Regions from separate parts of the Mus musculus genome. Here all the other regions are linked to region 1. The links are chromatin loops, found by intact Hi-C in ENCODE. Cell type or tissue: heart. All regions are shown on one strand.

What was found. Hi-C counts contacts between places; a loop is a spot of excess contacts. Peaks named below come from ENCODE experiments on the same cell type or tissue, not always from the same donor. Only the 100,000 strongest peaks of a DNase experiment are listed, where the experiment ranks them.
Region 2: a loop joins it to region 1, with 2.2 times the contacts of the local background. A loop is called at or near these places in 2 of 42 quality-filtered maps.
Region 3: it touches region 1 in a loop (5-fold over the local background); 6 of 42 quality-filtered maps call a loop at or near these places.
Region 4: a loop joins it to region 1, with 4 times the contacts of the local background. A loop is called at or near these places in 2 of 42 quality-filtered maps.
Region 5: a loop joins it to region 1, with 5 times the contacts of the local background. A loop is called at or near these places in 19 of 42 quality-filtered maps.
Region 6: it touches region 1 in a loop (4-fold over the local background); 23 of 42 quality-filtered maps call a loop at or near these places.
Region 7: a loop joins it to region 1, with 8 times the contacts of the local background. A loop is called at or near these places in 10 of 42 quality-filtered maps.

What each region holds. Positions count from the first base shown.
Region 1 is chr7:28,048,209-28,052,208 of GRCm38, reverse strand. It overlaps Psmc4 (proteasome (prosome, macropain) 26S subunit, ATPase, 4), which reads left to right and starts at 2,117. Exons shown (of 11, transcript NM_011874.2): 1 at 2,117-2,226; 2 at 3,007-3,105; 3 at 3,230-3,416. The coding sequence starts at 2,191. In heart, no CTCF peak of the experiment used is centred here; a DNase peak (open chromatin) is centred at 2,038; H3K4me3 peaks cover 2,331 bases; H3K27ac peaks cover 1,380 bases.
Region 2 is chr7:28,275,301-28,279,300 of GRCm38, reverse strand. Eid2b (EP300 interacting inhibitor of differentiation 2B) reads right to left here and starts at 1,595. Exons shown (of 1, transcript NM_001177427.1): 1 at 1-1,595. The coding sequence starts at 1,520. The coding sequence ends at 1,065. In heart, a CTCF peak has its summit at 1,648; a DNase peak (open chromatin) is centred at 1,570; H3K4me3 peaks cover 1,018 bases; H3K27ac peaks cover 801 bases.
Region 3 is chr7:28,098,352-28,102,351 of GRCm38, reverse strand. It overlaps Fcgbp (Fc fragment of IgG binding protein), which reads right to left. Exons shown (of 20, transcript NM_001122603.1): 11 at 817-1,154. It also overlaps the pseudogene Gm21925. Among named protein-coding and RNA genes, the nearest start is that of 9530053A07Rik, 29 kb to the left of the region's middle. In heart, a CTCF peak has its summit at 1,604 (motif pointing right); no DNase peak of the experiment used is centred here.
Region 4 is chr7:27,981,152-27,985,151 of GRCm38, reverse strand. It overlaps Zfp850 (zinc finger protein 850), which reads left to right. Exons shown (of 6, transcript NM_001254951.1): 6 at 1-681. It also overlaps the pseudogene Vmn1r-ps87. Among named protein-coding and RNA genes, the nearest start is that of Zfp780b, 4.0 kb to the right of the region's middle. In heart, no CTCF peak of the experiment used is centred here; no DNase peak of the experiment used is centred here.
Region 5 is chr7:28,166,395-28,170,394 of GRCm38, reverse strand. It overlaps Fbl (fibrillarin), which reads right to left and starts at 647. Exons shown (of 9, transcript NM_007991.3): 1 at 577-647. The coding sequence starts at 586. It overlaps Gm31024 (a long non-coding RNA gene), which reads left to right and starts at 1,533. Exons shown (of 2, transcript XR_001778069.2): 1 at 1,533-2,287; 2 at 2,470-3,122. In heart, a CTCF peak has its summit at 1,533 (motif pointing right); DNase peaks (open chromatin) are centred at 264, 694, 1,035 and 1,514; H3K4me3 peaks cover 2,087 bases; H3K27ac peaks cover 1,887 bases.
Region 6 is chr7:28,150,454-28,154,453 of GRCm38, reverse strand. It overlaps 9530053A07Rik (RIKEN cDNA 9530053A07 gene), which reads right to left. Exons shown (of 20, transcript NM_001164655.1): 10 at 3,660-3,801; 11 at 1,399-1,736; 12 at 589-1,162; 13 at 1-265. Among named protein-coding and RNA genes, the nearest start is that of Gm38976, 4.0 kb to the right of the region's middle. In heart, a CTCF peak has its summit at 2,382 (motif pointing right); no DNase peak of the experiment used is centred here; H3K27me3 peaks cover 1,358 bases.
Region 7 is chr7:28,212,309-28,216,308 of GRCm38, reverse strand. No RefSeq gene overlaps it. Among named protein-coding and RNA genes, the nearest start is that of Dyrk1b, 34 kb to the right of the region's middle. In heart, a CTCF peak has its summit at 1,964; no DNase peak of the experiment used is centred here; H3K27me3 peaks cover 359 bases.

The DNA of each region.
Region 1 (4,000 bases):
CTCAGGCTGCAGTGGTTTCTGCTGGGTGGCTGAACGAGCCCTCTTTGATGTTATTTACCCGCTGCCTGCATTTGTTCTTGTCTTTGGAAGCCTCACCCTACAGGAGATTACTCTGCCCACATCTCTCCAGTGAGAAGCCCAGCTGGCTGCCTCACCGGGGCTTTCCAGGTGATTTTTGAAGGATGACTATGAGCACCCAATCTGATGGTGATATCTGTAGGCTTGCTTGTCTTGCTTTTCCTAGGAAGCATTACTCAAGAAGACGCCCGGGACTCTCCATGGGGATTCTTCCAGCTGCCTTGATGGGGAGTCATCTATATGGTGCTTCTACTTGTTTTAAATGGCTTTTTGCCTCCAGTAGTGAGTTTCCGTAGGCTTTTGCCCCATCAGTAAATTTCCATTTCTCTGAGACATATGCCACTCCCCTCTAATGTACTGCAGATCTCTTACCTGTTACACCACAGAGAGGAGAGAGTGCTGGGGTGCCCACACTTACCTCAGCCAGGCAACAATTCAGTTATTTCCATGTCAGTGGACCAAGACATAGGCCTGCTACAGAAGAGCTACATAAGCACCATTAGATCAACAGAGAACAGGTGGCGTGGAACTCACCAGCGGGACACCTTAAAACCAAAGAAAAACACAGCCTCCTAATAGCTGGAGAGCTGCCTCTCTCAACTATTTGTATTGCCTGCCAACAAACTTCACCTTTACTTTGTGGTCACTGTTTTTCTGTCTTTTAATTCTTCAACTGATGGAGGGAAGGAACCCACCTGCTAGCCAGTGTGAGAGCTACTGTAGATTCTCCATACCATACAGAACAGATAGGACGTTCAATTTGTGCAGCATTATGTAGCTAGAAAATAATGATTTGTGCCTGCTACCTATCTGTGCCCCAATAAAAAGTTTACTTAACAAAAACTATAGCTGTTATGAAGTGTGGTAGTGTATATCCCTGGTACAAGGAATACAGATCTAGGTTCTAACCCTGCTTTACCAGTTGCTCAAGTGACTTCAGTGCTTGGCACCAGCTTCCTTCTTTGTAGAAGAGAATATAATACATACTAAGGATTTTAGCTGGGCTTGCTTAGCATATCAAAGTTCCTGAGCCATAACAACAATCAAAACTCAACAGGAGGCTGAAAAGATGGCGCACACAGTCTGTAACTCCAGTGCCACAGATTCCTATGCCCTTTTCTGGCTTCTGCATGTACTGAATCCAGGTGCACAAATTCGCACTCCGATATACACATGTACACGTAACTAAATATAAAATCCTTTCAAAACGTTTAATTATGTGTAAGTGTGTTTCTGCTAGCGGGGACGTGTGCTTGAGTGCAGGTGCCTGCAGAAACCGAAGGAGTTGCCTACAGATGCTAGTGAGCTGCCCCACCTGGGTGCTGGGAACCGAACTCGGGTCCTGTAGAAGAGCCACAAGTGTTCTTCAGCACTGGGCCATCTTGACAGCCCCTAAAAATAATGTGAAGAGGACAGAGAAGAAAAGATTCGACAGGACTCCGCAAAGATCTGCATTCGCAGCTGCCTCGGTTTCTCCAGCTTTGGTACGATCTGATTGGCTCCTCGCCGTTCTGTGACCTCTGCTTCTCTCTTCAGGTGGCGGCCAGAGAAGGTCAAGAGATTCTTCTGTGGAACTAAAGGCTTCTTTAGTGCCTCTCGTTTCTTATACTTAGTTATGTCTGCGAATTCCTTCTAACAAAGCTCTGGAGTTTTTAACAAGTTAGGACAGGACTTGATTAATCTTCATATTCTCAGTTCGGGGCTGGCTTTGTAAAGACAAGAAAGTAAAAAAGTGGATAATATTAAAATCAATCAATCAATCCTCTGGAGACTTTTCTTCAAGAGCAACTCGGCCGCGCCATCTACTGGAGAAACCTTCACAACGCGCGACGGGCCGCGAAGCAGGATGGCGCCAGAACAAGAGTTACTGCGCACGCGCAACATCCTTGCGGGTCCGCGCGCGCGCGCCTGGAGCGCAGAGCGCAGGAACCCATCTTGGGGGCGGAGCCCAGGGCTAAGAGTTTCCCGCCCTTCCTGTTATCCGGCCCGTCAGGTCAACCCGCAGCGGTACCTTAAAAACTACGTTTCCCAAGATGCTCTATGTGAAGGACTTCCGTTGGCGTCAGCGGAAGCCGTGACTGGCCGGGCTGCACTGAGGCCGGCTTGGTCACTATGGAGGAGATAGGCATTTTGGTGGAAAAGATTCAGGTGCAGTGGGGATCTGGGTTTCTTAGCGGGAGCTGGACATGAGTGGGGTGCTGAGGGGTTCTCAGGATCCCAGCTCTGGGCTGGGTGGTTTCAGAGGCCTCGGTGTCGAGCTTTGGGTGGTCCCGGGGCCTGGCGGGGTAGTCATGTTGTCAGGAGGGCGGCAAAGCTCAGAAAAGCAGAGCGGGAGGAAAGTGGCGTTGAACTTAAAGACTTTTCAGACAGAACGGTTGCGAGGCCTGGAGAGCTGTGCTTACTAGCTTTTCGGTTTGGGGTCTGGACCAGGTGGAGGATGATGTATGGGGGCCCCGTGGCCTAGGTATGTTCGTGGCCAAGGGACCAGTGGACTCACTGTGCTTGGGACGTGAACGGTGAGGCGTTAAGTATTGGTTGTGGTTTGGCTGAGTGACCTTTGGCTTTAACGTGAGTTGGGAATCTGACATGAAAGCTTTTGGGGGGGGGAGGGGAAGAACTGGGTAATGAGACTCTGAATGTGACTCTGACTTTAAAATCCATGGGACTTTTAGAACCTCTTGAGGGGACTGGGATGCTAAGGTTCGGTATGGAGCTGCTGCAAAACTTTCATGATGAGTTTTGTTTAAGGGGCCTACTATTAGCAATCTACATAGGGGACTGAGCAGCTCCTGTATCTATTGAGAGATAGTGAATGATGTCAGGTACTGGAGACATAGGTGACTTGGTGGCGAAATAGGAAGAACGCTTTCGCTGATTTCACGAGATGATTCTCTGCTTCCAACACCAAGTTGTCTTTACCGTCTACAGGATGAGATTCCAGCACTGTCCGTGTCTCGGCCGCAGACCGGCCTGTCCTTTCTGGGACCCGAACCTGAAGACCTGGAGGACCTGTACAGCCGCTACAAGGTGTGTTCAACCCTAAGCTGGCTCCTGCATACCTCCCATCCCCCATCACATACGCCCCCCCCCCCACCTCCCACTGTGGTACGGCAAGGCTGCAGCCAACCCTTTGCCCTCCCTGTGCGTGCAGAAGCTGCAGCAGGAGCTGGAGTTCCTGGAAGTGCAGGAGGAGTATATCAAGGACGAGCAGAAGAACCTGAAGAAGGAATTCCTCCACGCCCAGGAGGAGGTGAAGCGGATCCAGAGCATCCCCTTGGTCATCGGTCAGTTCTTGGAAGCTGTGGATCAGAACACAGCCATCGTGGGCTCCACCACAGGTGAGTGGTGAGGCAGGCTGGGAGCAAGGCAGGGTGATAGAATGGCCAGAGTACTGACCGATCCAGAAGTGGATACATACTTTATTTTCTGAATGTCTCTTTCTGCCTCTCAATTCACGTGTGTGCGTGTAGTTTCACCATCCAAGTGTGATGGTGTACGCCTTTAACCTCAGCACTTGAGGAGGCGGAGGGACAAGAGGATCTTTGTGTGTTTGAGGTCAGCCTGGTCTACCTAGTATGTTTCCCGGAGTACATACAGAAACCCTGTCTCCAAACAAGAAGAAATTTACCATGTGGGTTGGAGTACCTTTGATGTTTGTGGTTCTAGTCTGTTTGAGTTGAACAAACTGGTGGTCACTTCCCTCGCCTGAGTTAACGCCACAACTGCTGCTGGATATGGAGCTGCTGTCTGGAAGCATCGGTTGTGTGTAAAGACGTTTGGCTCTGTTGAGGACTCAGCATACAACAGATGCTAGTGACATAAATCCATACCCTGCTCTTACAGTAGCTGACGATTCTGGTGTCTTACCTGTCTTTTCCTGCTGCTCGACTGAGCCGTGTGTTTATAAAGGCTCTAGATAAAG
Region 2 (4,000 bases), 230 kb before region 1:
GTGTGGATTCTTCCACCTTCACCTCTTGGGTCCAGGGATCAAATTCAGTAATAAGGCTTAGCAGCAGACACCTTTAACCACTGAGCCAAAACCCTACCCTACCTTGATTCAGAAGGAATGGGAGCAGGGCAAGAAGGCTTGGGGTCCATCCTCAGCACCCAAGATTGGGGGATAACTAGACTGGTACCAGTTCATATATGCCTTATAAAATCTGTTTGAAAAACCCTACAGAAAACACAAATCTGTATGGATACCTATTTTCAATTTGGCAGATAAGTTTAACTTCCCATAGTATCTTTTGCAGAATTTGAGTCTTGTGTCTGTATTATTTAAATAATCACTCATCTATTTCCGCATGGTTACAACTACACAAGGTCTGGAAAAATATTCATCTCACAACACATACATGGTTTTCCCTATCTGAATATTTACAACTCGTCTACAGAACATCAAACACAAGAAGTAACGATACATGGATCTTGTCAGCTGACGATGGGACGACCCTCAATTCTGAAATGTCCAAGTGGTTTACAGCTTTCTTCTTACTCAGTAAAACCCGGGAGGAACAGAATCTAGCAAGCACATCCCCTGGTTTCTTCCCGCATCTCCGCTGATTTCTATGGTCTTTTTCATTGATATTTCTTAGACTTCATCTTTGCAAAACCATCGTCCTTCGCAGTGAAGCAACCATGATTTTCAACAAATGCAGGGGAGGGAAAGATTGCTGACAGTCACAAGGTGGAAGTCAGAAGAGTCCTCTTTGCTTGTCAGCCTCAAGCCTCAAGTGCCCTTCTCTCTCCCGGCCTGCTTCATTCCACCCTGCCCACGGCTGGATTCTGGCATGGATTCCCCACCTCATGACATTTGCCCAGACATCTGCCTTTGCCCTTGATTCTAGGAGTCACCTGACTTCCTGGCCACCAATCTTTTATTTTTATTTTTTATTTTTAAAAGACAGTCTCCTGTAGCCCAGGCTGGCCTCCAACTCGCTACATGGCGGAGGATGACCTTGAAGTCCGGTCCTCCGGCCTCCTTCCTCGGAGGTTATAGGTGAAGGCCACCCCTCAGTCGGCGTTGGGGCCGCGGGCGTCGGAGGCCGTGAGCGCCAGCATGAAGGCGCGGGCGTGCGAGTCCATCTGCGGGGGGTTGGCGTCGAAGGCCGCCTCCCTGGCCCTGCAGCCCTCCACGAACAGCCGGCGGCGCTCCTCGATTTCGTGGAGCAGCCTGGTGGGGATCAGGGGGTTGGTGTGCAGATAGTGTTGGAACATCCGCTGCTCGTACAGCTCTAGGAGGAGGAGCGGCGCGTGGACGTGCGGGATCGCCATCAGGCCCGCCACGCCGGGGAACTGCCCGGGAGCCAGGCCCGGGGCCGGCGCCATGGGCTGGGAGGCTGTGGCCAGCGGGTCTTCCTGGGCTTCGGGGACCGGACTGCCTCCGCCCAGTCCCACCTGCAGGACGTCGCCGACGCCGTTCATGGGGCTCAGGTCCGGGATCCTGCTCTCTCCGGGAAGCTCGGACATTGCCACCGTTGAATCCTCAGAAGCACCGGCTCCGGCGGCAGCGTGAAGATGTGCGCATGCGCGGGCCTCGGCGCCCTGGAAAACAAAAGTGCTTGCGCAAGGACGGGTGCCCGGACCTCTATCGCCCTCTAGGGGTGCCATGTGCCATTACCGCCACGGCCGCCTCAAGTTCTGAACCAGCAGGGGCGGCATCACATACTTTAATTTATTATTATTATTATTATTATTATTATTATTATTATTATTATTATTATTATTATTTTATTGCCTTGTTTGAGGCAGCGTCCATGTACATTTGGCTGGCCTGGAACTCATATATACACTCAGATCTGCCTGCTTCTGCCTCCAGAAAACTGGAATTAGCGGTGGTGGCGGCGCACGCCTTTAATACCAGCACTCCGGAGGCAGAAGCAGGTGGATCTCTGGAGCCAGATCCAGGACAGAGAAACCCCGTCTCAACAAACAAACAAACACATATATGGATGTTTTGTTACATATCTGTATATGTAAGCCATATGTGTGTCTGGATCCTAAGAAAATCTGAAGACGGTATCGGTAACTAGAGTTCCAGGGTGTTTGTGAACTGGGCTAGAGATAGCTCAGTGGCTGAGAACTTGCCTAGGGTGTAAGGTCTTGGGTTTGACCCCTATCTGAGAGACAGAGAAGAGAGAGAGGGGAGGGGGAAGGAAAGGTGGGGAGGGAGGAAGCAAGGTAGTTTTGAGCTACCACACAGGTTTTGGGAACTGAACCTGGGTTGTCTGAAAGAAAAAGTGCTTTTAATCTCCGGACTGTTTTTTAGTGTGTCTGTGTAAGTCGGAACCGTGCAGCTGTGGAGGTCAAGGTCAACGTCGTGGCCTTCTCTCCTTCCAACCTTATTGAACTCAAGGTGCTAGTCAGTTGTGCTCTACTCTGGCTTCTGTGTCACATTTAGCTTTGAGTGCGCACACGAGTTCGAGCCACGGCAGGTGTATGGAGATCAGAAGATAACTTTTAGGAGTCAGTTCCATCCTACCATGTGGACCCAAACTCAGGTTGTCAGGTTTGGCAAGTGAATGCCTCTACCTAGTGATCCATCTTGCTGGCATATTTTCTTCATTTTTGCTCGTTACGGTTGGTGTAGCCGTTTCTCTCGGCACTTCCATGCCTCTTTCCCCCACGCAGTGGCAGCACTTCCCTTACTTGAGTGTAATACACTGTTGAATCTCCTAGGGTGGCCACTGCCTGTCGATAATCTCAGAAAACAAGAGGGCTACCCGTGGTGGAGCACAGCTGCAATCCCAGTCTTTGGGAGGTAGAGGCAGGAAGATGAGATTATGTTCGTCCTGGGCTACTTGGCAAGTTCTAGGCCAGCCTGGGCTAATGTGAAAAGTGTGCTAAGAGTCTGAAATGCAGCTGTATCTCCGCCACGTAATCAACTCTGCACCTGCCTTCTCGTGCCTTTGAGGAACCCAGAGGCCACATGTCTCCAACCTGTCAATGCTGTCCCCAACACTCGCATCTGGAGCTCAAGCCTGTAACCCCAGCTACCTAGGTGTCCAATGCCGAAAAAGTTCAAGGGTAGCCTGGGCTACAGACTTCAAGGACAGTCTGGGCAACTAAGACCATGACTCAAAGTAAAAATAAGCCTAGGGTTAGAGGACCAGCGAGATGCTCAGCAGGTAATGCTGAGGATGTCTTCAGTTGCATCCCCTGGACCCACAGAGTGGGAGGAAGGCCAACTCCTGCAAGCTGTCTTCTGGCACTATGTATATACTGTGGGAGATGCACTCGTACTGCCTGGGAGTGTAGCTCAGTGGTGCTGCTCTGGGCTCAATCAGCACTTGAGGCTGAGGCAGGAGGAGCTCTGTGAGTTCAAGGTCACCCTGGTCTACATAGAGTTCTAATCCATCTAGGGCTACACACAGTGAGACCCTGTCATACACACAAAAAAGCTTGTTAGTAAAATTGAAAAGAATATAAAGACCATGCTGTGTTAGTCTCAACATGATCCCATAATTCGTCATGGTGCATCTGACATAACCTAGGATGGCATCTGTAGATTCTCGGTTTTGAAACAGGGTCTTGCTACAGAGCACAAGTTGTCCTCCAAGTTAGCACCTTCCTGCTGCTCCCTGCTGCTCCCTGCTGCTGCTGCTCCCTGCTGCTGCTGCTGCTCCCTGCTGCTCCCTGCTGCTGCTGCTGCTCCCTGCTGCTCCCTGCTGCTGCTGGGATTACAAGTTGTACCATGTCTGTTATGTTCATAACCTGAGGAGGCCTTTGACAAAATTCAACAAGCTTTCTTTTTAAAAATGTGTTATTTTTATTTATAGGTGTGTGCTTATGTACTTTTGTGTGAATGTGTATGTACACGTGTGTGGGTGTCTAACTCAGGGTTTCTATTCCTGCACAAAGCATCATGACCAAGAAGCAAGTTGGGGAGGAAAGGGTTAATTCAGCTTAGACTTCCATACTGCTGTTCATCACCAAAGGAAGCCAGGACA
Region 3 (4,000 bases), 50 kb before region 1:
TCTCCTACCCACATTTTTGTTTCCCTTCCTGTCCCTCTCTTTCTGCATCTCTGTTCTATATGTCTCCCTTGACCAGAAGGCTTTGACTCTGTCCTGGCTCCAGCCTCTCTCTAAGTCACTGTTTCCCTACACCCTCATTCCATCTACAGAATGTTTGGTTTATGCTTGCCGCCCCCCACCCCCACCCCAGTTCCTCTGATGTTCTCTGAGCCTGGGCCTCTCGTTCGTTCCCGACCACTGACAGATGCTTGCTTAAGGAGTGGGGCTCTGAGCTGAGCTCTAACTGGTACCACAGTGCTGGGTTTTCGGGCAGAATCAAGGCCTGCCGAGTTCAGTCCCTTGCATGGTGTCACAGACCTCATCAGGAGGGGACCTGAGCTCAGATCTATGTCTATTCTGGCAGTTCTCAACTTATAGGTTTGGGGGTCAAATGACTTTCACAGGGGTCACTTTAGACCATCAGTAAACACATTATGATTCATAACAGCAAACTTACGGCTATCACTCACAAACAAAAATAATTGCATGGCTTTGGGTAACTGTAACATGAAGAACTGCATTGAAAGGTCACATCATTATGAAGGCTGAGAAACACTGGTCTATGTGAAGGAGGACGTCATGGGTCTACTTTAAGCTCTTAGCAGAGGGCTGCGCTTGACTACCAGGTAAAGGGTGCCCCATTTCCTGCAGTTTTCTCTATGTAGTTTCATGCCTCTGTGGAAATGGTGAGTTTCCAGCTCCTCACTGCTGCTTTTAACACCAGGGTTCATTTGGCCCCATGCCCCAGGGTGTTCCAGGACCATCATGCTAACATACCCGGACTTTGCCGATCTCATTCTTGTGGATGGAAATGTTGGTGTTGAGAGTGGTCACAGTGACCTGTCTCACGTAGGACACAGCGGGGCTACCCCGGTTCTCATTCTTGGTTGTGACAGTGAAGGGAGTCAGGCCCTCGGCATTGACCCCAGGACAGAGCGTTCCTGCCAGCAGGTAGTTGCAGGTGCCCTGGAAGTCAAAGCTCCAGCCATCGAAGGAGTTGTAGTGAGGGTCACCCCACAGCCAACACGTGGAATTATAGTTGGGCACACACACACCCTCACCACCTTGAACTTTGCAGGTCTCCTGTGGTCGGCAGGTGATACCATGGCATGGGTCTGTGAGGAGAGGAGAAAGTACCGTGAGGGGCTGCCCACCACAAGCATGTCTGCTCCTGCCATCTGCCTGTCTGTGCTAGGGATGTCATCTCTGATGGTTGCTGCAGCTGTGACCAGACCTTAGTGTCTTGACACCTTAGCCCTCATTCCTGGAGTTGCTGTGTGTTACATCTGAGAACCCACCACTAGGGGTCCAGAAATTTCGTATCTCATGTCTAGGGTCCCCGCGTCTAAATCTCTCAGTTTGGATGGCCCACATTACAAAATTCAGCCCCTGGGTGCTAGTCCAGCCTCAGGAGTCTCTGAAGACTGGTCCCCAGGGACTTTTGTGTTTGAGACCCCTCTAGTATCACACTCTCTGTGGCTCCAGCTCTGTGTCTGGGTGTCCAGCCTTCAAACTTGCTCCTCTTCAAACTTGTTTCCTGTTTGAAATTGGCCTGGAAGCTTTGTCAGCAGAGGGCGCTGGGGAGTCTGCGGGAGGCAGGGGTGCCTGTCCTCACAGCTTGTGCTGCTCTTCTGCCTGCTGCCGCTGCTTGTACTCTGTGAGTAGAGGCAGGTTGGACCCTGGCTCTCTAGCTAATCAGCTAAACACCTCAGGTGGCTGCTTCCAGCTGAGTTTTACCAACATCAGTGGGGATTTCACTCCTCCAAGTCCAACCTGCAGGATCCCGCACTCTCCAGTATGGTCTATGGTGAGGCCTTTTAAGTCCCAGCCTTCTTCTCTCAGCATTGGGGATCAGCTCTAGGCAGGACTCCTGTGAGCACTGTTTCCCTTATCTGAAAGCAGCCAGGAAGGAGGTGGACTGTTCACACATACTAACTGCTATCATTTCTGAGGAGTGAGTCGGGGACAGCAGGAAAGCAGCTAGCCACTGAGGTGGGTGAGGGCAGAAACACATGCAAACCTTGGTAGTGAACAGACACAAACTCTGTCTGTCTGTCATTGTCTCTGTCTCTCCACAGCCACCATGTGGGTGCTGGGAACTGAACACAGGTCCTCTGAAAGAACAGCCAACAGCCAGTGCCATCTGAGCCATCTCTCCACTGAGCCATCTCTCCAGCCTTAACCCTTATTTTTTAATCCCTTTTTTCCTTCTCCCTCCATTTTTTTTAAAAAAAAATTTCCTGTCTTTGGTCAAAGCTTCCTTTTTTCTCATCTTTCCCCTTATAGAAAACAGAAACCTCTCTCTCTCTCTCTCTCTCTCTCTCTCTCTCTCTCTCTCTCTCTCTCTCTCACACACACACACACACACACACACACACGCACACCCCACACTACCTTGTAAAAAAAATCAACTTAAAATGGATGACAGGCCTTAAGGTCAGTCCCTAGATTATAAAACTGCTAGAGGACACAGTGAAAAAACCAGGACCAGTCGCTAACAGCTCAATGAACTCTTGAGGAGACGGTGTAGAGAACTGGTAAATAAAACTTCACTAGATCAAAAAGCTTCTGCATAGAGAGTGAAGGGAAAGGCCACAGAACGGGAGAGAAGTCGTTAGCCATTAATCTGACAGGAGACTAATATCCAGACTACATAAAGAACTCAAAAAAAAAAATTAACACAAGACAGCAAGTAATTTAGCAAGTAGATGGGCAGAAAACAAACTTTTCAAAGGAAGGACACAATCAGCGAGCAAGTGGCCAAAATCCTTGATTTAACTTAAAACGAGAATTCATGTCAGCCCAGCCAGAATGACCGTCATCACGGAAATGAGCAAGTGCTGGTGAGGGCTCAGGGCAAGGAAAGCCTTATCCACGGCTGGGGGGGACGTTAGCTGATGCAGCCCCTGTGGAAATCAGTGTGAAGTGCCTGGAGTGTGAAGTGCCTCAGAGACCCTGCGTGCCTGCTCCACCGCTGGGTATGTGCCCGAAGGCGGGCAAGCAACCACACCACAGAGGTCCCTGCACATCCATGTCTGCTGTTCACTGCTCGAAGTAGCCAGGTGATGGGGTCAGCTTAGGTGCCCATCAGCTGACAGGACAAGACATGCGGCACACATACACAGAGGAGCCTTACTTAGTCATGAAGAATGTGATCGATCACGCCGCTTGCGGGAAAATGGATACGACTGAAGGCCGATGGTGCCATCATTATAAAGTTTTCTCTCACGCGTGGAAGTTAGGGAAGGAAAAGGACGTGAAACTGGAAAGTCAGGGTCGGGGACAGATAGAGACGTGGAAGAGAAAGGAGACAGAGAGGGGGAGTAACACAGTAACACAGTAATGAAAAGATGCCTGGAGTGAGATCACAAATGCGCTCCTTTTCTGTAGTTGACCTATGTTAATAAAGCATAGTTCTTAAGAAAAGCAGTGTTGCTGGGACGTGGTGGCGCATGACTTTGATCCCAGTACTTGGCTGGCAGATTTCTGTGAGTTCAATGCCAGCCTGGTCTACAGATCGAGTTCTAGGACAGCCATGGCTACACAGAAAGGAAAAAAAAAGGAAAAACAAATAAACAAACAAACAAAGTGAAAAGAAAAGCAGTCCTTTTGTTTAGTGAGGGAATCTAGAGCTTTGTGCATGGAAGACAAATATCCCACCACTAGCCTGGACACACTCAGACACACAATCATTCACTGCATGGACCACACTCAGACACACAGTCATTCACTGCATGGACCACACTCAGACACACAATCATTCACTGCCTGGACCACACTCAGACACACAATCACTCACTGCATGGACCACACTCAGACACACAATCATTCACTGCATGGACCACACTCAGACACACAGTCATTCACTGCATGGACCACACTCAGACACACAGTCATTCACTGCCTGGACCACACTCAGACACACAGTCATTCACTGCATGGACCACACTCAGACACACAG
Region 4 (4,000 bases), 67 kb after region 1:
CCGCAGAACGAGGACACGCTACAGGTCTGTTGGCTTTCCAACCTTGACATTTGGAATGTTGACGGCACCAACTGCCACCCAAAGTTCTTCAGAGTTTTGTTCTCCAAAAACTTGTTTGTGAAAGTGACACCCAAGAGTCACGGGGAGGAGACCAATGCCCAGAAGATACTCAGACTAGGACCAGGAAGGCAAACTTCTAGCAGGAGGAAGAGGGCTCTCGAATGCATGGATGGATTGTGCATCTCATCTGAATAAAAACCTGCAAAGTTAAAAAAATAAAAGTATGGTTTCATAGGAACCAATTGCAAACTCTTAATGATTTTCAAAAATTAATGGAAGATATTAACTGGCTGAGGTCTACAATTGGGTTAAGTACTTATGAGTTAAGTAATTTGTTTCAAATGATACAAGGAAAATTTAAACAGTCCAAAATGTCTGTCAGCTAAAGTATAAAGAGTTGACTCTTCTAGAACAAAGACTACAAGAGGCATATGTGGATCATGTTGATTCTAAATGTGATTGTATTCTGTTCATTTTACCTTCAACTCGTTCCCCTACTGTATTCATTGTGCAAAGGGAAGATAGTATTATGGAATGGATTTTCTTAGATCATGAACAAAGTGAAAAATTGATGTCATATATTGAAAAGATTTTTTAATTAATTGAACTTACAAAGGAATTTCATAGCAGAGTTGTCTTGTTCTTAGAAAAACAAAAATCACTAAAACTGTGATCATCTCCTTGCTGGGGGTAAGGGGACCCTTGATCACCTCCTCCTCTTCCTCCTCCAGCTGCCTTCATTTTGTTTCTTCTGTTCCACTCCTCCATTCTTTCTCCTTGCTGATACTGGTACAGTAATGGAGATGAGTCTGTGGACAACTGAGGGGCAATGAAGCCCTTTGTGTTTGCTTTTATCCTTACACTCCTGTTGCCGCCTGGTGATCATTATATGCAACAGAAGATTTCCAGGTTTCTAGTAGAAAAATCTCATGTGTTGATCTGTTACCCTGAGGTCCATATGGAGAGTGAACTAGGAGTTTCTGGGGAAGGAGTCTGGGAAAATAAACTAGTGGAGGAGCTTTGCAAAATGGCTTGGTCACGTGGAACTTCAGCATGAGGGATTCCAATTCGGCTTGATCTGTTGAGCCTTCTTGCACTGTTCATCTCAGCAGCTCCTGTGGGTTTAATGGGACAAAGGCCCTGAACAGACTCATCCAAGATGCTTACTGCAGCATCCAGTGCAACTGTGGCACAGCACTGTCTGTGTAGTGGGTTTTAAGTGCATGGTTTCCCCAGAGTCGTGGCTCTGTAGTCACCCTGTGTAAAATCTGAGTCCAGTCAAGTGTGTAAAATCTGAGTGCTACAAAATGGGTTCTTGATCCATTGACATGAGCAGACCAGGGAACACCTACAATGCTGCTGTAGTAACCAGATATCTTCTACAGCTTCCTCAGCAGGATAAGCACATACTGACTTGGTGTGACATCTTAGGCAAAAGGGGAAGGCTGGAAGACAAGACATTAGGGTCACACCATCTCATAAACTGTGACTTCTGGATGCTGTAACGAAAAACAAAAGTTTCAAAAGCAAATGAGACAGAAAATAATTAGACAAAGGAGTTCCCAAGTGTCAGGCTAGATCTCATGACTCTGGTCTCTGGAGCCATCTGGAGAGATGGCTTAGTGCTATAAAGCTATCAGACTTGCAGTTTGTGCCTGTAGAGGATATATGAGATAAATGCACTAACCCACTTCATGACTCCTAGACAAATCACACCAGGACAGGTGATAATGAGAAGGAAGAATGAGTCTCTGCCTACACCAGTGAGTAGACAAGAGTGACATCTAAGACTTGAAGTTGCAGATGTATTCATGCTAGACATTGGGCCTGTCAGTGTCATGGAGGACAATGAATTTTCTAGTAGGGGAGACAACCAGATCAGGACAGGGGTAGTTTTTTTCTTGTGGAGTCTGTGGGGTTGAGACGTAAGACATGGTAGCCACCTGAAACACAGGTGGTGCTGAGGAAAATTCTGGGAGAAAGTAGAAGATAAGCTTGCATCTAACATTTGGCTATGAAATCCTGAATTCCAAATGTCTCCATGCTCTGTGGGATTCCTGCCCAAGGAATCTAAAGGATATTGGCCAACACAAAATGGTTGGTTATTTTCTCTGATGGCCTTAATTCACGTCTTCTAAAAAGAGGGTCTAAAAGAAGGAGGCCAATACAAGGATTTCCAGGATCCCCATTCCAGTCTAAGTGTGGATGGCCACACCCACCACCACATCCTCAGACTCCACTTTTGGCTTCCAAAGCAGACATGAGACATAAACTCACATAGACACAAAACACAAACATGGGTTTTTGACACACACTCCACACAGGATGGAAATCTGTGTCTACTGTGGAGAGGCATGGCTCACTCACATGAAATAGATTTAGCAGAGGTGAATGTGAAGCCAGGAAGGTGGAAGGGAAAGGAGGGATTCTCAACACAGCTACAACCTCCATTCTTGGCCTTGAAGTTCCATCTAGCCAGAGTCTGATACAAATGACTTCAAATTGGTCTGACAACTTTCACACCTGTTTTTATTTTATTTTTTTCCGGAGCTGAGGACTGAACCCAGGGCCTTGGGCTTGCAAGGCAAGTGCTCTACCACTGAGCTAAATCCCCAACCCCTCACAACTGTTATTTTTATCCCAAGGCAAATGTGGTTTGAATATGCTTGCCCCTGGGAGTGGCACTCTTTGGAGGTGTGGCCTTGTTAAAGTAGGAGTGTCACCATGGGTGTGGGCTTGTCCTAGCTGCCTGGAAGCCAGTCTTCTCCTGTTTGTCTTTGAATGAAGATGTAGAACTCTCAGCTCCTCCATCACGCCTGCCTTGATGATCTTGGACTGAACTTCAGAATCTGCAAGTCAGCCCCAATTAAATCTCATCTTTTAGAAGAATTGCTTTGGTCATGGTGTCTGTTCACAGCAGTAACACTCTAAGACATTGAGTAACAGAAAATTATATTCCATAAAGGGATAACTCAAACATACAATTTCAGTTATTTTATTACTCATACACTTTCACGTTTCCAGTATCTTAGTAAACGTGTTTATGATATTGTCATCTTGGCAGGATCTGGAATCCCCTGGGAGAGGAGCCTCTAGCCATGACTATGAGGATCTCTTAGATGAGTCAGCCTCTGGATGTGTCAGTAAGGGATGATCTACATGAGGTTAAGTGAGGTGAGAAAACACACCTTGAAAGCGATATCCTAGACTACATAAAAAGGAGAAGGCTAGCTGAAAATGAGCATGTCACTCTCTCTCTGCTTCTGCAGACAGTGTGGCCATCAGTCCCAAGCTCCTCCCACCATGACCTCTTCTTGCTGTGAAGGACTGAATACTAGAATCAAGAGCAACAAAAAACATTTCCTTCCTTCTGTTGCTTTCTCAGCTATTTTTCCTAGGAACAGGGAAATTAATATATTGTCATACAGTTATCTGTCCTTGATTTTTAATTTAATTCCATTTTTAAACATCATGTGCATAACTTAGATTCATTTACATTCATTGAGACTTGTCTTATTTTGTTTGTTTGTTTGTTTGGTTGGTTGGTTTTTTTGAGGCAGGGTTTCTCTGTGTAGTCCTGGCTGTTTTGGAACTCACTCTGTATCCTAGGCTGGCCTCCAACTCAGAAATCTGCCTTTCTCTGCCTCCCAAATGCTGGGATTAAAGGCATGCACCACAAGTGCCTGGCTTTTTTTGTTTTGTTTTGTTTTGGAGACTTGTCTTATAGCTCAGAATATATAACTTATGTCAATAAACATTTCCTTCTCTTGTCATTGTGAGGAGTGTTGCATAAACCTAAGACCAAGTAGGTAGTGCCAACATTAATAAAAACAGAGTAAATGTCTCAAAGACAACCCAGGAACAAGCAGAAGACTGCAATATGGAAACTGTACAAACAACAGAACATAGGTTAATTTAGGGAGGTCAAGAAAGGCAAGGG
Region 5 (4,000 bases), 120 kb before region 1:
GGTGGATCTCGGCCAGCTAGGATCACGTGACAAGACGCTCTCAAAATCCAAACCTAAACCAACCCCTCTCAATTCCAATCACCTACCCCGCTAATAGCCGGGCTAGTAAAGTCGCTCTCACTACAGAGCAGGGACTCCCAGGTCCCCAGAGCCTCTACTCCTACAAGCCTTGGGTCCCGCCCCTCCCGGAAGCGCGGCGAGCGCCAGCCTGTGCACGCGAGCGCCGCACACCACGGAGCCGGAGATCCTCATTTACCCGGGGGGAAGCTGGGTTGGGGACCAAGGTATCGTTGACAGGGAGTGACAGTGGGTGACGGCGGCAACAGGGAAGGCTTGGGGTGGAGACAGGGGCCCTTTCATCTGCGACCCAAGTCGGATCCCCTAAAGCAATGCTCGGAGATCCAAGCCCCAACTCTGGGTCAGGGTCTGGAGGGCCGCACCGGCCGCTCTGAGGCGGCAAGCTTGTAGGCCGGCCGGTGAGCCGAGCTCACGGCCACATCCCCCGGCCCCGAGCGGCCGCGGTCCCCGCCCGCCGCGCCTAGAGCCCCCGACTCCTGCCCGCACCGTGGTCCTTACCTGGCTTCATTACTGCGTTCTGGTCGCGCGATTCAGGCAACCTGCGGCGTCCCCGACTCCACGAGTCTCAGGCTTTCGCACGTGGAAAGGAGCGCCTGCGCGCGGTGACGCACGGCGAGTGACGGAAGCGCGTAACCACGCCCCTTAGACGCGCGTCCCGTCTCCCGGAAGTCGGAGTCGGCCCCTTGGGTGGGAGTTCTGAATCCTTTTCCGGCTCTGTCGTGTCTCTACGCTCCTCACTTTTTCCTAGAGTGGCAAATTTTATCACAAGTGCGCTGCGACTTTTCCTCTCACTTATGCTAGCACTCCAGGAATCAGGGGTTATACCGATTTTTAAAAATTTATTATTTTTCAAAGACTTTAAATTTTTAAAATTTTATCCTTAGAAGTGTTTAGCTTGCATATTCGTCTGTCTGTGCACCACGCATACGCCATGGAAGTCAGGAGAAGGCGTCAGATCCCCTGGAACTAGAGTTACCGGCAATTAATTGTGAGCCGCCAAATAGGTGCTGAGACCCGAACCTGAGTCTTCATCAAGAGCATTATGTTCTCTTCACAGCTGAGCTATCTCTCCAGCACAGCCTTATGTTTCTGTTTGTTGTTGAGGTTTGTATTTTATGACAGGGTTTTGCAGTGGGGTCCAGGCTGAGCTGGAACTCGGGATCTCCTATGGTACACTTCGCTTTTCTATTTCTCCTTCCTTTTCCTTTTCCGCTCAAAGAGCTCCCTCCTTTACAGCGAAGAACAGGCATCTCACTGCTTCTGCTCTCTACCCCTGGCCTCTTACTGGAAATCTTCACTCACCCAAATGTTGTCGCAGCTGCTCCCAGGCCACTGCTGGTTTGCAGTTGTTTCTGCCTCTGTTCCTCCTCTTCAGGTCATGAATTCAGCCCACCCTACTGATAAAGATCACATCAGTCGAGCAACAACTGTTGCAGAAGGCCCAGTGTTAATGTTGCACCACCAGGAGGCAGCACAGGAGCGACCGGTCTCCAGAAGAAGCGTCCTAATAGCCAGAACTTACAGCCTTCCGTGCAACTGAAAGATCATTTGCACTAACCGCTGACTTTTTGTTGGGTTACCAGGGGAAATGGTTTCCCTCTGGCCTTGGTGAAGTGGCTGCCAAGGATTATAGAGGCTTCTGATGGCAAAAAGTCCATGTTAAACTCTTGGGGATAGTCAGGGCCAGGATAGTGCCTCCTAGAGCAGGAGTTGTCTTTTAGCATTAAGTGGTGGTCCATGCAGTATAGCTTCCTGGAGGTGTCTGTGGAGCATTCAAGAGCTGCCAGGCTGCCATGACAGTAGACCAGCTGGCTGCCAAGAGGGGTTTGCTTGGATGGTAGTCATTCAAGGCAGCCAAGTGCCAGGGAAGGGCTGGATGGTTGCCAGGGTGACAAATCACCCTAGCATCCAGCACTGGTTTTTGTTTTGTTTTAGACAAAATAAGCATTAAAGGGGATTCTTACAAGCCTGTAAGACACTGAAATGTTTTAGTGCTTACACATTGTGTGTGTATGTGTTCACGAGTGTGTGTGTGCCCACACACATGCAGGTATGCAGAGAATGGAGGAGGATGTACGGTGTTCTGCTCTATCACCCTCTCTCTTATTCTCTTGATTTAGGATCCTCACTGAACCCGGAGCTAGGCTGGTGGCCAGAAAGTCCCCTGTCTCACCACTACCACCCCAGCCCTGGTGTTACAGACACACAGGTGACCACTTCAATTTTTTAAGACAGGCATTAGGATTTGAACTCAAGTCCTCATGCTTGCTCAGCGCAAGATTTCTTACTTGCTGAGATACCTCCCAAGCTCCTAGGATTTCTTAAAAAATTAATTTAAATTCTTTCTTTCATTCTTTTTTTTTTGTTTGTTTGTTTGTTTGTTTGAGACAGGGTTTCTCTGTGTATCCCTGGCTGTCCTGGAACTCACTCTGTAGACCAGGCTGGCCCCAAACTCAGAAATCCGCCTGCCTCTGCCTCTCAAGTGCTGAGATAAAAGGCGTGCACCACCACTGCCTGGCTATTTTTATTATTATTATTATTTATTTAAAAAGTTCAATAAGGTCTGAACTTGGCAAGTACTATGTAAGAGTCAGCTAGGAAGTACTAGTTGTGAAGGTATGAGAGGGGTCGTGGAGAGCAGCTGAGATTTGGTAACATATGGCGGTGTTAGAGTCCCTGTGGAGAGGTCACTCGTGAAGGTGTGGCCTCAATTACAAAGGAGGTCCCAGGTTACTGCAGATGCCAAGACTGCTGAATGTCCACCAAGAACAGCGGCAGGTGTGATGTGGAACCAGGTTAAACCTGAGACAAGCTGTGTGCTGAGGACTGCAGAGTTGGAGAAGCTGGACTACCCAGGCTTTTGGGTGCTGGTGGGACTGATATAGGGCTGAGCCCTGCACTAGTGCTTGGAATTTTTAAAGAAACCTTGGACTTTTAGACTGCTGAAAAAATTTAAAGACTTAAATGTTTGACTGTGTTTTAAATTATGACATTCACACAAGACTTTGGGGGACAAGGAATTAAATGGTTATGCTTAAGGTGAAGTTTTTGTGGATCAACTTGATAAGGGATGGAGTGTCCTAGAAGAGTCCACTGGGGGTGGTACCATTCCTAGGCATGTGGTTGTAGGCTGTATAAGAAAACTCGGTAAGCACAAGCCTGGAAGGAGCCAGCAAGCAATGCTCCTCCAGTGTTTCTACTCTGATCTTGCTCGGGTTCCCAACTTTCCTCAGTAATTGATGGCAACCTGCAAAATGCAGTAAAGTCCTTACCTCTCCTAAGTTGCTTAGGCCATGGTATTGGACATAGCAACAGAATGAAGCTAGAATATAAGATTGGATCCTCACTCTCCTCAGTGCCCTTTCTCTCTGTGACTCTCTCCACCCTTGGGGATTGTCCAGCCATATTGGTCCACAAGGTGGGGTGTGTGTCAGAAGCCCTGTGAGTACATATGGTGAAGGGTGGCACTGCCACCACCAGATGCAGGGAGACAGATCAACTTTACTTGGGGTGATCCAAGGCTTATATAATTTTGGAGACTGGGCATAGGATCATCCAGGTTGGGCAAACATCACTGGCTGAAGGCTTAAGGTACCGAAATGTCTCATTAGCATGGGGAAGCATTTCAGGAATCTAGGGTGCTAGCTAACCAGGTTCTTCACAGGAGAAAGGAAGTTGAGCTTAGGCTATGTGATATTCCACAGGTAGAGGGGTGTGTGTGTGTGTGTGTGTGTGTGTGTGTGTGTGTGTGAACTTCCCATGCAAGGTCAGAGAAGGAGAATCCCTGCCAATGAAGGGAGTCCTCCATATTTCGCTGAGCTCCAGAAGGCTCTCCGGTCAATGGTGGACTTCAACCTTAATTAGCAGAGTTTTCCTGCACTCTCTGCCTCTTGGCTAAGCCAGTAATTTTGAAAGCTACTAG
Region 6 (4,000 bases), 100 kb before region 1:
CCACAGTGACACCTCTTAGAGCAGGTGGTATCAGCCCAAAACTCAGTGCCTGCTTCATAGTATGTGCCATTGACCCAGCAGCCACAGCCACCATCCAGGGGAACACACTGATCAGCACTCAGGACGAAGCCCTTGTCACACTGGCATCCCTCCACACAGGGCCCATCACATGCAGTTGGGGCTGTGTGTCGTGCAGGGGGTGGGCAGCTGGCTGGGCAGGGTGGGCCACAGAGCTCGTAGTGGCTGTTGACAGGGCAGGTGATCTCTGTAGATGAAGGAGAGAGAAACCAAGAACAATGTTGAACTGGCCTATGGGGACAGAGTGGGGAGAGACATCAACAGAGACAGAAGGGGACAGAGAGACTTGCAGATCCAGTGACATAGTCAGAGAGGGACGAAGTGACAAAGTAGAGCTGATGGCGTGAAGGGCAGACAGAGAGAGATGAGCTGCAGACCAGACAGACACAGCCAGGAAACAGGCATGAACAGAAACCAGCTGAAAGACTGCAAAGGGTGAGAGTGAAGCCAGCCCAGCCCAGCAGAGCCAGTGTCACGTGCCCAGGCCTTGTCCTGCTCCCCACCACTCACCACAACCGGCCTGAGTCCTCCAGTCCTCGATTTTGATGCCAGCAGCTTGACAGGCAGCAGCATAGTCAGCCAGTGCCTGGCATAGTATGTCTTTGACTTGACCACCCAGGCAGACGTCCAGCACACAGCCCTCAAAGAAGCTTTCAGGAGGCACATGGGCATGGCAGCTGGTAAAGGGACCCACTGTGTCGTGGTCCAGAGGTCCACAGAAGCCAGGACCCCTATACTCCTCCACTCTGTCCTCTGGGCATGTGGGACAGGACCCCTGACATTCATTCCAACAAAGAGGGTCCCACCCTGGAACTTGCCAGCTGCCACCCCAGGTAGGTATTGAGGGTGCCATTGTGCCATTAGGGAAGACTTGGTCATTTTGGGGGTTTTTGTCCATGTTCCCACAGAGCCCACACACTGCACCATAGTAGCTGCTGGGCAGTGTGACGTGTACCCTCCACTTCCAGTTGTAGGTGACCTGAAGCCCAAAGTTAGTCTCCAGCACAGCCTTTGAGCCTCCATTAATCACTGAAATCCGCCCACCAGCCAAGTACACAGGCAAGGCCATGAAAACTCCATTCACCTGGGGAGAGAGGGAGTCCAGCAGGGGTCAGGGAGCAGTGCGGGTGGAGCTGTATCCTCTGTTGTCCCGCTTCCTCCATTACCCTGGCCAAGGGCTTTTCCTGGCTGACATTCTAACCCACTATTTCAGGCTCTTGGGAAAGAGATCTGCCATTGGGGTTTATTTTAGATCTCTTGATTGATCAAGGTCTCTCCCAACGCTGGCCTTCTTAGAGTCTTAGGTCCCACTAATCATACCTGAACTCTGCCAGTCTTTTTCTCGTGGATGGTGATGCTGGTGTTGTAGGTTTTCACGGTGACCTTCCTCACGTAGGACACCTTAGGGTCGCTCTGGCTCTCATGCTTGGTAATGACACTGAAGGGGGTCAACCCCTCAGCACCAGTGCCAGGGCAGCCAGTTCCTGCCATCAGGTAACTGCAGGTCCCGTGGAAATTAGTGTTCAGGCCATCAAAGGAATGGTAGTGAGGGTCTCCCCACACCCAGCACTTGGACTCATAGTTGGCTCTGCATACACCCTTGCCATCTTTCTCTGTGCATGTTTCCTGTGACCGACAGGTAACACCTTGGCATGGGTCTATGGAAAGAGGAGACAATATTCTTGAGCTGCTGCCTACCACCAACACGGCTGTTCCCAGAATCTACCCCACGAGGTACCGGGCATATTGGCTCTGAATGTGCTAGGAGGGAGACCAGATTCCAGGCAACAGTGTTGACACCTAAGTCCTAGGTCCTAGGGTTGCTCTGGGGAAAAGCCAGAGAGATGGAGTTCAGCAGTTATGAGCATGTGTTGTTCTCATGGAGGGCCTGGAGTTGGCTCATTACAGCCACATGGAGGCTCACAGTCGTCTGTAACTCCAGTTCCAGGGAGGATCAAACACCTTCTTCTGGACCCTATGTCTCTATGCTCAAGACCCCAGTCCTGGGATTTCCTGGTGAGATTTCCGTGTCTGGGGTCCCAATGTCTCACACTTTGAATTGGTCCCCAGTCTACATCTTATGGCCTGAGGCACTAGCTCCATTTGCAGGTGGCACTGTGTTCTGCCTCAGGAGTCTCAGTACTGATGATTACGTTGGAGAGCTTTCATGTCCAAGACTCCGTGTTAGTGCCTCTATACTTCCTCCCCTAGGTTTCTAGTTATGGGGTGCACATACAATCTCTGTGTGTCATCCTCAAGCCTTCAAACTTGCTCCTCTGTCTTGTTTCCTGTTTGAAATCGGTCTGGAAGCTTTGTCAGCAGAGGGCGCTGGGGAGTCTGCGGGAGGCAGGGGCGCCTGTCCTCACAGCCTGCGCTGCTCATCTGGCTGCTGCTGCTGCTGCAGTGGGGGTGACTCCGTGAGGCCTGAGGCAGGTTGGATACTGGCTCTCTAGCTGGTCACTTAGATACATAGCTGGCTGCTTCCGGCTGAGTTTTCTCAGCACTTCAGCCAGGCTTTCGCCAGTGAGGTCTGAGACAGCCTCAGGGTATGTCACTTCCCTATCCCTGCCTTCTTATGTGGTGAAGGAAACCCTGCAGGGGCCACTCAATGAGTCGTCTGTTGCATGCGCTCTTCCTTACCCTATAGCAATCGGTGTTGGCAGTGCCCTTCCCCAGCCCCAGAGCTGTGGGTGGACTCCAGGGTGCAGCATATGCTAAGCAGGGACTTAGCCGCACACATCCTCAAATATGTGAATCCCTTGCCATAGTAAACTTCCTTTCTCCTGCTGGGACCCTGATCAATGCAGACTTTCCCTCAGCGACCCTGCAGTCCTGCTCATCATTTCTGAGAACCCCAGCCCGGCCCTTAACTCTGGAGTCCTCCTCCTTCGTTCGTTGCACGAGAGGGTTGCCTTCCTGAGAAACCGTTTTGAGGTTAAAACTGTGTCCCCAGTTTTGAAGGAGGGGCGCCTCTTCTGAGACCTGCATCTCCAAAATCATGAGCCTCTGCTTGGACGGTACCATAGTCAAGGTTCTTCTTTGATTTTGTTTCTGCTTCTACCCTGGGGACAACCACCTTAGAATCTCAGAGCTCTGATTAGCCCAGCGATTCCTGGACTCCGATGCTGGTTTCTGAAGCCCCATGTCCAACCCAATGAGCCCCTGGGCAAGAACTCAGAACCTTCTGGTGCTTGCAGTTGTAAATAAATCTGCTTTTCAGTGAGAAGTTTTACTCCAGGCCATGTGGCCTGCAAACTTAGGTAATTGTCACTGCATTTGAGAACAAAAGATCGCCCAATCCTGCAGTACTCCAAGGGCCTCTGACCTCCACCATCAAAATCTTGCCCCAGGGTTCCCGCAGCCTTAAAGCCCCCTGACACCCAGCCTGCATGACCTCTGCCTCTGGCTCCTAGAATCGCAGCCTAAGGTCTGGCATCTCAATCCACAGCCCTCTGAACCTCTCACCATGAAGCTTGTCACCCTCAGCTCCCAGCCCGTGTCCTGTGTCCCCCTACACCAGCCCAGCCACACAGCCCGTGTCCTGTGTCCCCCCACACCAGCCCAGCCACACTGCCCAGCACCTTTGGTGACGCAGGTCAGGACGCCTCCTGAGGGCTCGCACACCTGTCCTGGTTTGCAGCTGTGATCCTGGCACATCATGCCTTTGCCTGGTTGGCACACACAATGTTGCTGGCAGTTTTCAATGAGAACTGACTCCTCTGGCTGTGGGGACAGAGAGCATGCTATCAGTAACCAGAGGCGGAGGCCGATTCCCAGTGTTTCAGGCACAGAAGGAACTGGAGTATACAAAGCAACTGCAGCAGTGTGGTCCATTGCCAGTGAGGCTGAGGTACTGCATGGCTTTGGGGCTCAACTCATCCATCCATCCATCCATCCATCCATCCATCCATCCATCCATCAT
Region 7 (4,000 bases), 160 kb before region 1:
AAAATTAGTTTTGGGCTAGTGAGATGTCTCACGGATTAAGAGCCCTTACAGCTCTAGAGGAGGACCAAGGTTTGGATCCCAGCATATACATGGTGGCTCACAGTTGCTTGTAAATTTAATCACAGGGGATCCAATGGCTGCCACAGACCCTCTGGGCCCCTTTGTCTGCATGGAATGGGTCTCTAGTCACAGGTGGGCAGAGCGTTGGATTGAATGACAGACAGATGCACACAGGAGAGGTTGTATAGAATCTGAATGTAATTTGTCAAATTGAGCATCAAACTTTTTATACAGAAGAAAATCAGGAAGTTGGGTGACACACCAGCAAGGTACAAAGAGGTTACTGGATTCTTACACAAAACAGAGGAATACAAACACAGAAATTCTAACAGGAACCACCTGGGATAGAATTCATTGTTAACAACTGGGATCAAAAAGAGCTCCACCTAAGATTCACTTAATCTTAGAAGCCAGGGTCAAGGGCTTCATGCCCTTGCCATAGTTCCTATTTTAGTCTATTGTATAGTCCACCTTCCCCCTAGGCCATTGTAAATGCGTGTGTATGGGTGTAACTCAGCTATCTAAAGTTCTAAGTATCTACTCTGGTTCCTCTTTAGGTCTCAAACTTCCTTCTTCCTAGAAGATGGTAAATTCCTGTGTAGGGCAGTGACTTAGCTTTTATTCAAAGTGATAGTGTAATGCCAGAGGCAATTCTGAATGTCACTGAATAGGCAACATTCTTACTGAATTCCAAGCCCATGGTCTAGCTCAAGGACGTTCTAGGACTGTTGGAACACTGGTGAAGGCTTAGCTATGTCAGAATTCAATCTTAAAAGGCACTTATAATAAGATAATACTAAAAGAGAGCACGTTGATCCATACACCAGACTAATGCGGGAATGGAATATTAATGTATGGGTTAGAGAGGACGCCAGACTCCAGGAGGTGAGTTTCCATGAAACTCTTTGCCTCGTGAGTAGCTTCTAAGCCTCTCGGCCTGTCAAGCTGACTCGATCGGAGTGCGTGGCACATGGCCTCTGTGGACACCAGAACACATGGACACACAAGGAGACACACATACACACAGGAAATAGCAGCTGTCAGAGCTTTTGTCTGAGGTGAATCCTCATGGGCTTCAGTTTTTCCAAGTGAAAGATCTCTTGGGTCTCCTGGGGCTTTGTCATTATACTGACTCTGGATCCCAGCCACAGCTGACCTGTGCCCGCAGGCTGTTGGGGAAGCATTCTAACTTCCTGCTCCCACCATTATTCTCTTTGGGATTAGTTGTCGTTGCCAAGGTCTGTGCCAAAGGGACACTCCCATGTCCAGTTTGCAGAGCTCAGTGACCCAGCGTCTTCCCGCTCATAGATACATATTGGGGGTCTCATGTAGCCCTGGCTTGTCCACTCTGTACGTAGACCAGGCTGGCTTGGAATGCACAGAGAATCCTCTGCCGTTGTCTCTCGAGTGCTGGGACTAGTAGTGTGCACTTCAGTGCCTGGCTATTGGATTTTGAGATAGGGTAGCATGTAGCCCAGGCTGGTCTCAAACTAACTTTCTTGCTTCCACCTGAAAAATATTGGCATTATAGGCAGACACCACGATGCCCGGTTTTGTCGCTCTGTTTGGGCTCCTTGCCACTGTCAGCACAGGGCCAAATATGAGCCCAGTCTCCCAGAAATGTCTGTTCCTGGGTGTGTGTTTCCAGGCATGGCAGGTGAGTTGTTGACGTCAGTGGCTCCTGGTTTCTGTGACTCCCGACTCCTCTGTACTCTGAACACTTTTCTCATCCTAGATGTTGGTTTCACCTTGAGTAACAGATTTTCTTGGCTAATGGTGCTTCTTCTGGGTTCACCAGGGTCAGGAGCAACCTATATCCTTAGCCCTGGTCCTGATTCCTTAGCCCGCTTTGGGAAGTGACTGGGGCTAGAAAATCTGCAGTGTGCAAAGCAGCCGCCGGGAGGCGACAAAGGGCAACAGGGGACTAGGAAGCATGCACTCTGAAAGAGTCAAAGGGCCGTGAAGGAGATGGCTAGGTGGCTGTGGGTCGTTTGGCACCCTTAAGCATGGTGGGGTGAGGAGCCATAACTGACTGGCGTACGGCGGTAATCCCAGCCCAGGGAGGAGGAGGGGGTATCACCGGTTTGAGGCCAACCTGAGCTACAAAGCCCCATCATGTTTCTTCTGGCTGGAGACATGGCTCAGCGATTAAGAGCATCGCCTGCCCTTGCAGAGGTCCCTGGTGGGATTCCCAGCGCGCGCGCGCGCGCACACACACACACACACACACACACACACACACACACACACACAAGAGTTTACAAGCGTTTGTAACTCTCATGCACACAAATAAACCTAAATCAAAACAAGACCCACACACCAAGCAAGGGCTGGGAGCGGCGAGGTGTGGTGGTGCTTGTATGTAATCTCAGCACTTGGATGGCTGAGGCAGAAGACTCACCACGACAAGTTCCAGGCAGAAAAGCCAGGGCTACAGAGTCTCAAAAAGAAACAAGTAAGCAACCAAGCAAAATGAAAGGTCGGAGATGGAGCTCAGTGGTGGCGCCTGGCTTTGGGTCCTATTCACCACTCAAAATAGCAGACAACAAAATACCACAAGTGGGTCTGAGAAATGGGTCTCTTGGTAAAGTTTGTTCTGCAGGCATGAACATGTGAGACTGGATTCCCAGGTGTAGTTTGCACCTATGGTTTGCACCATAGCTGGGGAGGTGGAGATAGGGGGACCTTTGGGGCCTACTGGCAAGCTAGGCTAGCTGAGCTGGTGACCCTCTAGGTTCAGGGAGAGAGCTGTTAAAGATGGCACTCAATGCTGAGCCCCAGCCTACACTTGCATGTGCATATATGTTCTCCAGCTGCCCACCATGCATGTGTGCATGCATGCTGCATGTGTGCATGCACGCTGCAGTGGCTCTTCCTGGTTGTCAACTCGACTATATCTGGAATGATCTACAATCCAGAATTGGAAGGCTCAACTGTGATCCTAATCTGGAGGCTGGGAGATACAAATTTCTGACCTGGATCTTGGCATGGAGATCTTGAGGCATAGTGGCTATTAATCCTTGGCATGGAGATCTTGAGGCATAGTGGCTATTAATCCTAGAAGATTAAGACAGGGAAATCTCTGAGTTCAAGGTCATCTGGGACAAAGTATGGTGGCACACACCTTTAATCTGGGCCACACCTTCTGCTGGAGACCTATGGAAGCCATTGGAGGAAGGTAGATTTACTCTCTCCTTTGCCTGCTTGCCTTGTGGGACTGAGCGATTGCTAGATCCTTGGACTTCCATTCACAGCTGCTGCTGACCATTGTTGGGAGTTGGACTGCAGACTATAAGTCATTCACAAATTCCTTTACTATATAGAGACTTCCCATAAGTTCTGTGACTCTAGGGAACCATGACACATGCTTTCCCCCACTCACACACAGGGGAAGGCAAAGGGAGAGAGGGAAAGAGGGAGGGAGGGAGCATGTCATGAGATTGTCAATGGCATCATATACTCTCCATCCTTATGGAGGCTGGAGGCAAATGGACCCCTCAGAAGATGTCCCATCCCAGCAATAGGTGTTCCTGTCCAAGGCCCTAGCCAACCCCGCTTATTGGAAAGAAAAATCCTGAAGGATTCCTAAAGGTATTTTTGATAACAGGACAACTAAGCTTCAATTTCCACTCTTCCCAGCTGGATGATGTTGCTTCCTGGCCAGGGGCAGGCTGGGAGGTTTGCAGACTATGTTGGCTCTGCCCTGCACTTCTTCGGATGGATTCATACTGTGTAGTCCAGTCTGGCATCCAATTCATGATCCTTCTGTTCTCGGTAGAGCCCCTGCCTAGAATCCCCCAGGGAGGGGCTGGGGGCGTGGCTCAGTGAGAGTACTTGCTTATATACAAGGTTCTGGGTTCCATCCTTAGAGCCATGGGGATGTGTGTGTGTGGGGGGGTGAAGAACGGAAAAAAAATGTCTGAAATTTGACCTCTTGTAG